2 separate regions of the Homo sapiens genome follow, and region 2 is linked to region 1. Evidence: read pairs that join two places in POLR2A ChIA-PET (ENCODE). Cell type or tissue: PC-9. All regions are shown on one strand. Each heading gives the region's core, and the rest is flanking DNA. Links, peaks and the distances in the headings are about the cores only. Region 1 has its middle 30 kb from the start of AGAP9. Region 2 has its middle 8.0 kb from the start of RBP3.

The links. ChIA-PET counts read pairs that join two places held together with the same protein. Peaks named below come from ENCODE experiments on the same cell type or tissue, not always from the same donor. Only the 100,000 strongest peaks of a DNase experiment are listed, where the experiment ranks them.
Region 2: POLR2A ChIA-PET joins it to region 1 with 8 read pairs; 1 of 35 experiments calls an interaction of 5 or more read pairs at or near these places.

What each region holds. Positions count from the first base shown.
Region 1 is chr10:47,551,441-47,556,707 of GRCh38, forward strand. It overlaps a transcript of ANXA8 not described here, the pseudogene BMS1P2-AGAP9 and the pseudogene BMS1P2. Among named protein-coding and RNA genes, the nearest start is that of AGAP9, 30 kb to the left of the region's middle. RefSeq lists enhancers at 1,767-1,816, 1,837-1,956. In PC-9, for the core only: no CTCF peak of the experiment used is centred there; DNase peaks (open chromatin) are centred at 1,501 and 2,081; H3K4me3 peaks cover 1,597 bases; H3K27ac peaks cover 1,434 bases.
Region 2 is chr10:47,337,630-47,343,129 of GRCh38, forward strand. No RefSeq gene overlaps it. Among named protein-coding and RNA genes, the nearest start is that of RBP3, 8.0 kb to the right of the region's middle. RefSeq lists an enhancer at 4,901-5,500. In PC-9, for the core only: CTCF peaks have their summits at 3,111 (motif pointing left) and 3,312; a DNase peak (open chromatin) is centred at 3,142.

The DNA.
Region 1 (5,267 bases), core at 1-5,000:
TTGTAAAACATATCCAGAGGGAAAAAGCACACTTATCACCATAGAAACAGTTTAAAGTTTAGGAAGAATCAAATTCTATAAATTCTTGTATCTTGGGCAAGAAACGCCAACCAGTGTGCAGATGCTGGAGGCAAGGCAGCTTCTATGGCAAGTCTTCTCACGTTTTAGTAAAAGCCACACAGCATGCATCTCCATGTCCTTTGGAGCTGGACTAGACTTGTGAATCCAAATGTCACCTGTGAGAGGCTCCTAACTATTTAAAAAGATTCAATGGAAGAACCATCAGACTGTAGCTAAACACACCTGTGAAAGGATCGAGACATCCACACAGCAGACTGAACTGCAAAAGCATTGGCATTTCTCTTCTGGGCATTTTCTTAGTCTCCTAGCTGGAGATCCTGCAGATGCCACTTCTTTTTCTTTGCAGCTTTGGGTCCACCGTTTTTCTTTCTGTGTTTCTTCTGGTCCTTAGTCTCCATAGTGGCTATTTACCAATAACAAGTAACTCTAACCTACAAGGAAGAAGGTTGGGGTAAGGAGGTGGGAGAAGCATTTTACAATCCAGGCAATACCCAGGGAAAAACATTAAATTTCATTTATTTCTTTATGAAGACATGATGTATTTGTTCACTGAACAAGGGTAGAAACTGCTTAACCATCCCCAATTTCATTTCTCTCTGTTATGCTATAAATTAGATGAGTTACCTCTGCTAAGGTTACATTCTATGGTTAAGTTACTTTTTATTCATCTCAAGTGTCAACATCACCAGTACCTATTTCTGCAAGGATGGAAATATTCTATATCTGTACTTTTCAGCCATTTAGCCATTAGCCACATGTGGTTACTTAAAATGTACTTCAGAGAAACTGAAAAAATGAATTCTTAATTAATTTCATTCTAACTCTAAATAGTCACATGTGGCTACCATACTGGACAGCTCAGACCTAGACATCGACTGGACTAACGAAGTGGTTTCCTAACTTAAACCAGAACTTAAATTTCAATAAAAAATTTAAAACGTTTTTATGAACTTCCAATAGGATCGCAGTATTACTTTTAGTACCTGTTGACTCTAAAACTTCTAAATTACAGCTCATCTACATACATTTGAAAAATAGCAATATCTGTATGTGTGAGATATGACTGGTTTTAGATGATGCCTGGAGACCCCATGGACTTACAGAGACCCTTCCAGTGATTTCTGAGGTACCTGGGAATCTGTGGCCAATAAATTGGTAGTCACTGAATCTGTGAGTTTTTTTGGAATATCGGGCTGCATAAAATCTGACAGCTTGATTGAGAAAAAGCGGGGCAGGGTACCATTTCATTCAGTTAAGGTCCTGTATTCATTCCGTTTAATAAATGTTTGTGTCTGTCTATGATGTGCTAGCCACTGTGCCAGAAAATGGATATAGCTATGGTCTGATTGGCAGAGGAAATCCAAACTAGTATCTTCCGTGCCATGCAATAAGGGCTACATTGCAAGGCTGCAGAGGGTGCTACTGGAGCACAGAAGTGAGTCAGAGGCTTCTCACAGACACACACACGAGCGGAAACAGAAAGTCTTTATATATCACCATATGTCAAGGAACACTGGCCGGGAGTTAGGAGAGCTGGGCACTAGGAACGCTTTGAAACTGAATAGCTGTGTGATTTCAGAGGTTATATTGCTTCTCTACTATATTTTACTGCCGAACTTGTACTGTTTCTCTCCCTTTTCTTCTTGGTGGGAAAAGCACAATTTGGGGTCAACAGATTCGGCTCAGGTCTAAGTCGCCTGCCGGGACCACGTCGCCAGGAAACGACGTCTCCCCGACACCTTCCCTCCCAGTCCGGGCTCTCTGCAGGGATTCATCCCGTCACTCTCCCAACGACCCCCGGGCACACCTCAGGCAGATGCGAAATATGCCGCTCCTCGGGAGCAAAGATGACCCGGAGGACCGGGGGAGGACCTTCCCATGCGCACGACTCGCGATCTTCCCAGTGCCCCAGAGCCACGGACCCAACCGCCGCCTACCCCAGCCCGCGGCACCAAACCTGTTCACAACTGCGACTCCTTAGGTCCGCTTGGACACCGCCGGAAACGGAAATTCACCCTCGCGCCGACTCGCCGGAGGGAAACAAAAAGGCAGAAAAAAAGGGACCGCCGCCTGGATGACTTTCAGGGGACAGCTGGAAGAAAGACTCGTCAACGGCCGAGTGCTGGCGCCGGCGCCGTCTGCGCAGTGCGTTCCACCGGGTCCGCGTCCCTCCCGATTCAGCCCCACCCCGCCCTCGGAATCCGCTGCCTCAGCTCCTGCTGTGGCACTCCCCAGCAGCTTGCACCTCGCTCGCGGAGTCCTTGCTGAAGGCCAGGGCAGCTGTGCGGCCTGGCGCGGGTTACTTGATGCCGTGCAAAAGCCAGGAGACACATTTGGTTCTGGCCGCCCCGGAGTCACCGTGCCCGGGGCGAATGGACTATGGCTGGATTGGGAGTCCACTTCCTCCTCTGTAAAGATGACAGACGAGGGAGATCTCGCGTTCTGGGGGTGCCCTATAGCCCTCTTTTGGCCAGAAGCGGTGGATCACGCCTGTAATCCCAGCCTTTTGGGAGGCCGAGGCAGGAGGATTGCTTGAGCCCAGGAGTTCAAGACCAATCTGGGCAACATAGGGAGGCTACATCTCTCAAAAAATAAATAAATAAATAAATAAATAAATAAATAAATAAAAATAAAGCCAGCGTCGTGGCAGGGCGCCTGTGGTCCCTGTGGTCCCTGTGGTCCCAGCTACTCTGGAGGCTGAGGCGGGACGATCGCTTGAGCCTGGGAGGCAGAAGTTGTAGTGAGCTGAGATCGAGCCACTGCACTCCAGCCTGGGCGACAGAGCAAGACACTGTCTCAAAGAAAAATAAATAAATAAAATAAGGCCCTCTTTTTCCGGGACCAACAGACTCTGAGGGCAGGGACAAACTGACCCAGCCTAAACTGCCTCGCCTTCCCTGCTCCCGGGAAAGGGGCTTTCCCTGAGGGAAGGTAGCATCTTGCCATTTTCTTCCTGCACAGCTTTGCCTTCCCAGGGATCCACCCATTGCCACCTGAGGAAATGCCTTGGAGCCCATCTAATCCCCAGCCCAGCTACTTGGGACGCCTACAGAGACTACATTGTCAGAGGATGCATCTTCCTCTAGTCTTGGAGGGTTTCTTTTCAATATGATCCCACCGGTGCATGCAAGGCTCAATTCTACATCAAAAAACTAGGCCCACTCCTGTCACCGAGACCCCCAGGCTTCAGGTCCTGTCACAGTGACCTTGTTATCACCCCCAGCAGCCCCCAGGTATTCACTCTGCATAGGCTATATACTGGGTGCTGCACTAGGGAGGCTACCTACGTGGCGCATGCTTCCCTTATCCCTGAAGAGCTTAGGATGTTGTAACTTCTTCACACTAGGCCTCTTACTTCTTGGAGATGTCAGTAGCCGGGTAAATAATCTTTCTAACATCCTTTTGGTCTCATGAAGCCCATTCTTGTCCTCTGCCCTACCTCAGCTTCCCCCTCCCTCCATGATCAGACCTTAGACCTTGTCAGGTCCAAGGACTGCAACCCTCACAGTATCCCACTCTGACCACCACCTCCTATCTAGAGCAATGGAGAGACTTTGTAGGTGAAAGCTGTCTTTGCTACTGGTTCTCCTATGCTCCCTCGCCTGGCTCCTGCAGGCGGTTGACTTCACCAGGGACACAGTGGCCAGTGCCCAGCAGGTCCCACTCCTCTCACCAGCTCCAGGCAGTTTTATTATAGAGTAACTCTTCTGAGACACCGCTCCTTTCCCCAGCACCTAAGGAAGTATTTCTAGTAAGTTCCAGTGGTATAGCATCGGTGACTCTCCTGACAAGCAGAGGGCCATGGCTGGGTTCCTCTGATGAGGTGCAGGGGCAGGGCACTAAGAGGGGAGGACTCTCCTGAGTTCTCTACCTGAGCCCTAGACTAGTAGCTGCTCCTCCTATACTTCCTACTAGTCTGTGCCTGGTTACTCCACTTCCCTGTTGCAATTAACAATTCCCTAGGTACACTTTTCCTGTTCAAATGACTGTGTGGCTTCTCTTTCCTAATCGGACTCTGACCAATACGCTATCATTTGCCAACAACTCCCAAAGTTTTATCAGTGACTCAGACCTCTAACCTGAACTCCAGCTGCCTCCATGACATATCCATTTGGATGTTTAATGGACATTTCCAAAGTGATATGCCCTACAGAACTCAGAATCTTCCCTCTCAAACCAACTGCTCAGCAGTCTTATGATCTTAGTTGATGGCAATTCAGAAGTGAATTGCAGGACACCCGGTTTGTATCTGCAGAGAGAACTGGAGAACTGCTTAGTGTGGAAAACCCACACATTTGGTTTCAGAAGTGTGTGAGTAGAAACAGTTTTCCTTTTATGTTTGTTGGATGGATAATGATGAACCTAGCAGGACACAGAAAGCTAGGCAGCAGTGGAACTGAGAATGAAGTTATACTTAATAGCAGAGAATGAAAAAGAAAAGACAGATAAAACATTTTGAAGAAAGGACAGTAATGTATTCCCAACAGGTAGGATTTACAGGATGGAGAGAAGAGGCAAAGATAACTACAAAATTTCTAGCCTGAGAGACTGGTAGAAAAAAAATGGTGGTATCAGGGACAGACAGGGGTTATTAAGAAAAAGGATTGGATTTTTAAAATAAAGAAGATCTGGTGTAAAATTATCCTCAGGAAAACTGGAAAACTAGGCATGTACTTCTCTCCATCATGCCCTTGCACAGTGCAGTCCTTCTGCCTGTCCATGCCTCGCCTCCCCCTCCCTAGGATTCCTCTTCCTCTCTTAAGACCCATCTCAAATATCACCTAGACTTGTAAGTAATTTACATGAAACTGGATACCTGAGGTTTCAAGCCTTTATCCCTTTGAAAGTTTTTAATAACAAGTTACTGTTATCTTTTACTAAGTCCAAGTTTATATTCGCCATTTTAACTAGCATCATTTCCGTTTCCAAGAGGTATTTGGTGTGAAAGTGCAACTAAGTTTACTGTTAATCAAGATCAGAATAAAAGAATCTACCAAAAAAATTAACAAGATCCCCCTTTTAATGCATAATCTTCCATCCATCAGGCTGTAAGTTAAATACCTAACATAAAAGAAAGCTGTATGTTTTATGGATATGTACATATATAACTGCAGGGAATATGATTTGGAAGGATATACACTTAGAGAAGACTGGGGTCACAAGTGGTAGTCAAGGGAGTCTTCAGC
Region 2 (5,500 bases), core at 289-5,288, 210 kb before region 1:
TTGCACAACAGATTTCAGACTTTCCAGCTCCCACAATCACATGAACCTATTATTTAAAATAAACATCTCCATTTTACATCTCCCCATAAGACTCCTTAAAGCGGGGATGTAAAAGGGAGATGTTTATTTTAAAGAATAGGCTCATGATATCTCTGGATTGTAATGATTAAATGAGAACATGGTGTACAACTGCATTTCCATATGCAAAAGAATAAATTTGCTTCCTTACCTCATAGCATAATCAAAACTTAACTCAAAATGGATCAAGGACCTAAAAATAAGAGCTAAAACTCTTAGAAGAAAACATAGGGGTAAGTCTTTATGAGCCTGGCTTTGGAAAAAGATTCCTAGATATGACATCAAGAGCAATGAAGGCAAAATTAGATAAACTGGACTTCATCAAAATGAAAACATTTTGTGCTTCAAAGGACATCTTCAAGAAAGTGAAAGATTAATCCACAGAGTGAGAGAGAATACTTGCTAATTACGTATATGATAGGGGACTTGAATCTAGCATATATAAAAAACTCTTACAACTCAATAATAAAATGATAAATAACCTAATTTTTAAAATAAGCAAATCATCTAAATAGACATTTCTGCAAGGAAGATACACAAATGGCCAATAAGCACATGAAAAGATGCCCAACTTCATTAGTCATCAGGCAGTGCAGATCAATGCTGTAATGAGATACCCCTTCACACCCACTGGGATGGCTATGATCAAAAAGTTGGATAATAATTGTTTTCAAGGTTGTGGAGAAATCAGAACTCACACATTGCTGGTGGGAGTGCAAAATTATACAGTCTCTTTGGAAAACTGGCAGTTCCTCAAAAAGTTAAACATAGAGTTACCATATGACCCAACAATCCCATGCCTAGGCATGTATCCAAGAGAAATGAAAATGTATGTTCACACAAAAACTTATACAGACATTTTTATAGCAGAATTATTCATAATAGCCAAAAGGTGGAAAAAAAACAAATTTGTATCAGTTAATGAATGAATAAACAAAATGTGGCATATGCATAGAATGGAATATTATTCAACCATAAAAAGGAGTGAACTTGAGTCCAGGAGGTGGAGACTGTAGTGAGCCATGGATGAACCTGCAACATTGATGAACCTTGAATACATTTTGCTAAATGAAATAAGCCAGTCACAAAAAGTCACATATTATACGATCCTATTCACGTGAAAAATTCCAGAACAGGAAAATCTATAGAAATCGAAAGTAGATGAGTAGTTTCTTAGAGCTGGGAGGCAGGGATGCGGGTGTGGATAGTGGGTAAGAGCTGAAGGTTACAGGGTTTTATTTTGAGGTGATGAAAATGTTCTAATATTATTGATTTTGGTAATGGTCATAAATTTCTGTGAATACTAAAAATCATTGAATTATATACTTTAAATGGGTGAATTGTATCTCAAGAAAATCATTTTAAAAAAAAGATTAAACGAGACAATCTTCATGACAGGGTACAAACAGAAGCGGTAAGTATTTTCCAAAGCCATTCTGCCTTTGTCCCAGCTACTTCTTCCCTTTTATGAGTCAAAGCATCTCCTCCAATTCCTCACTGTTAGGCTGTCCTCAGATGACAGAATCCAGGCTTTTCTTCTCAGAGACAGATCCACCGGTGGGGAAACAGATGCCCCTGTAGACCAAGTCCTCTCTGCAGCAAGGCTCAGGACACACAAGCCCAGGTTTCCAAAGCACAGGACTGTCAGGGCAGCGCCCGGCACAGGGCTTCGTGGATGTGGTGCTCCACTGAGATACCTACCTCAGCATCCCTGCTCAGCTTCTAGAAAGTGCCTAGGGTGCTGATGAAGGAGGACACTCAGGGAGGAAGATGACTCCTGTGAGTGCCTGCTAGGGACCTCCTTGCCTTAGACCACCCCGAGCCCCTGGACCAACATTCCCACTTCCTTGAATCAGTTCCACATCAGATACCTTAGGCAAGAGAGAGAGAAGGCTGCCTCCTGCTGCCTGGCCACACTTCGCACCCCCTGCTCCCTGCATACTCCGCCTTGCCCAGAAGTTGGTCCTCATGTTGAGCCCACATCCAGATGAGTGGACCCAGCCTCGCTCCCTGGACTTTAAGCCAGCCCTGGGCCCTGAGCCCTCCCTGCTCTCAGGCCTCCCCGGTGAACCCTGCTTCCCAAACCCTGCAATGTCCTGCTGTCAGATTCCCAAGGCTGTGTTCCACTAACGACTCCCAAGCCCCCTGTGTCATCCCACCTAATGGCCTGGATTCCTGAAGGGCGCCCGGGCTGCTCTGCCTGTTGGGTTCAGGCTTCACCCCTGCATCTGTCAGTGCGGGGTCCATCTCCTCCGTCTCCTCTAGACTAATGCCCTGCAGTTACTGGAGACACAGCCTTGCCACAGCCACAGGGGTCCTAGTCCCTGCTGGAGCCTCTCTCCCCACCCCACCTCCTGCCACAAGTCCGTGCCTGGGATTACGACACAAACAGGAACCAAAGCTCAGGGCAGTGTGTGTGGGATCCTCTCTCCCTTTAGCAGGTCCATGTCTCCTCAGCTCTGTGCTCTTGAGCAAGTTCTGTGCTCTCCCTGAGCCCCAGCTTTCTCATCCCCAAAGCAGAAGGAGCAGTGGCTTAGGAGAAATGGCCTGGGTGGGGAGTGATGAAGGCATCATCCATAAACACGGCACATGCCCTGCAGATTCAGACAGCAGGGACCCGACTCCGATCCTGGGTCGCTAGCCTTGTGGTCTTACCTTCCTGTTAAACAGTGTCATTCATGCATTCTCTCCAGATGCAAATTGCTTCCTCATTTCTTTGTGCAAATCAAGCCTTCCAAACAGCCTAAGGCCCCACCCTCCTGTGTTCAGTCTCTAGGATATCTCTGGCTGAAATGTACTCTGTCTGAAAACTTGAACTTCTGTCCTCACTGCACAGAAAAGGTGTCGCGCAGGGAAGGGCAGGACAGCCATGTGCTTCCGAGGGGCTTCCATCCTGCAGAGAAGGGGCTTCTATCCTTCCACCCAACCACTGTGTGGGTGATGAGCCCCTGGCTGATGGGAACTTGGTCACTATTCTGAACCCATTACACACCTCAGAACTCATCCAGGTTCAAAGGCCCTAGGCTCTGCTGCCTGACACACAGCACCCCCTGGAGGCAGCAGTGGGTAATGCACCCTCATGATTCCAGCTCCTGCTGGAATCACTGACATCAGGCAAGTGATGTCATCTTTGAGGCTGTGAATACTTTCTAATATAGATCATTAACAGCTGGAATAATCTATGTTCTGATACTTCAGTTATCGTTTTCCTCTGATGACACAAAACTGTGAAATGCTCAGTCGAAAAGTAGGAATAAGGTATAAGCCCAACCAGCCCTCCTTTCATGCTTAGCGCAATACTTCTCAGCCCCTCAAGTACTTGAAATAATATCAATTCCATACAAACTTTTCCCAGCAAATAGAAAGGGGGAGGAATAGGAAGAGAAAAAATTACTTTCCAACACTTTTATGAGGTAGACGTTACCTAGATACCAAAACCAAAAGAAAAGAAAACTTGAGAGCGATATTCCTTATAACCATGCAAAAGCCCTCAACAGAATACCAGTACATTAAATCCAGGAACATATTCAAAGGCTAATACATCATGAACAAGTGAGATTTAACCCATAAATGAGTGGCTGGTTCGAGATTAGAAAACCAGTCAATATGATTAACTATGTTAACAAACTAAAGAAGAAAAAACATCATGTTAGTAGATGCATCTGACGATATTCAAAACTCATTCACGATTTTTAAAAAATTCTCAAATTACTAGGAATAGAAAAGAATTTTCAACTGATAAAGGGCATCTACCAAAAAAAAATCTACAGCTAACTTTATATTTAATGGTAAACTGGATGTTTTCCCCCTAAGATCACGAACAAGGCACTGGAGACCCTAGCAAGAGCAATAAGGCAAGAGTAAAAAATAGCATCCTCGTGGCAGGCACCCGTAGTCCCAGCTACTCCGGAGGCTGAGGCAGGAGAATGGCGTGAACCCGGGAGGCGGAGCTTGCAGTGAGCCGAGATCACGCCACTGCACTCGAGCCTGGGCAACAGAGCGAGACTCTGTCTCAAAAAAAGAAGAAAAAAAAATAGCATCCTTAAGTTGTCAATCAAGAAATGCAACATGAACACCCCTTTAGAAAATTCCAAGGAATCTTCCAAATGTATACTAGAATAAATGAAGGAGTTTAGCAAGTTGTAAAATATATGATCAAAACATAATGAATAACTGGACATTAAAATTTAAAGAAAAAAGTGCCATTTACAATAGCACCAAAAAAAAAAAACCCCACAAAATACATGGGTATAAACCTAGCAAAATATTTGCATGATCTATATAGTGAAACCACACAACACTGATAAATAAATCAAAGAAGGCCTAAATAAGTAAAGAGATATAACGTATTCATGGGTTGGAAGACTCAGTATTGTTAAGAGGTAAATTGTCTGCAAACTCATCTATGCATTCAATTCAATCCCAATCAATAATCTGATTGTAAAGTCAATGATTTGAATCAAAAATGTATATGGATAATCAAAGGAACTAGAATAGCCAAAATAATTTTGATAAACAATAACAAAGTTGGTAGACTCAGATTACATAATTTCAAGACATATTATAAACTGTAGTAAACAAGAGAGTGTGATGTGGGTAGAAAACAGACAAATAGATGAACGCAGTGGAATAGACTGTGTAGAAATAGGCCCACACAGATGCGATCAATTGCTTTTTTATCAAGATGCCAATACAATTCGCTAGAACAAGGAAAGTCTTTTCAACAACTAGCGTGGGCTCAACTGGATATCTAATTAACTGAAAATACATCATAGACTCACGTGAAACCTAATACTGTAGAAATTCTAGAACAAAATACTAAAGGAAAGGTTTTGTGGCCTTGAGATCAGCAAAGATTTCTTAGCTGTGTCACTAAAAGCATGAATCGTAAAGGGAAAAAATGATAAATTTGGACTCATCAAAGAAAAACTTTCAATCTTCAAAAGACACAGTTGACAACATGAAAAGACAAGGCATGGACTAGAAGAAAATATTTGCAACACATATATCAGGCAAAAGTCTTACATCCAGAACATAAAAATAACTTTTACTTTATCAATAATAAGACAAACAACTGCCTCCCTTCCCCAACAAATGAGCAAAAGATTTGAACATCGATTTCACCATAGAAGACATACAAGTGGCCAATGAATACATAATAAGATGCTCAACGCCATTAATTGTTAAGCAAATACAAATTAAAATCACAATGAGATGCCACAACATACCTATTTGAATGGCTAAAATTTAACTGTCTCTCCTTACCAATTGTTGCCACTAATGTGGAGGAACTGGTAGTCTCTTGCTGCTGGTAGAAATTTAAATTTTGGAAAACAGTTGAGTCATTTCTTAAAATGTTAAATATACATTCCTATCCTAGGTATTATATTACTCCAGCAAAAAGAAAGACACACATCCACAC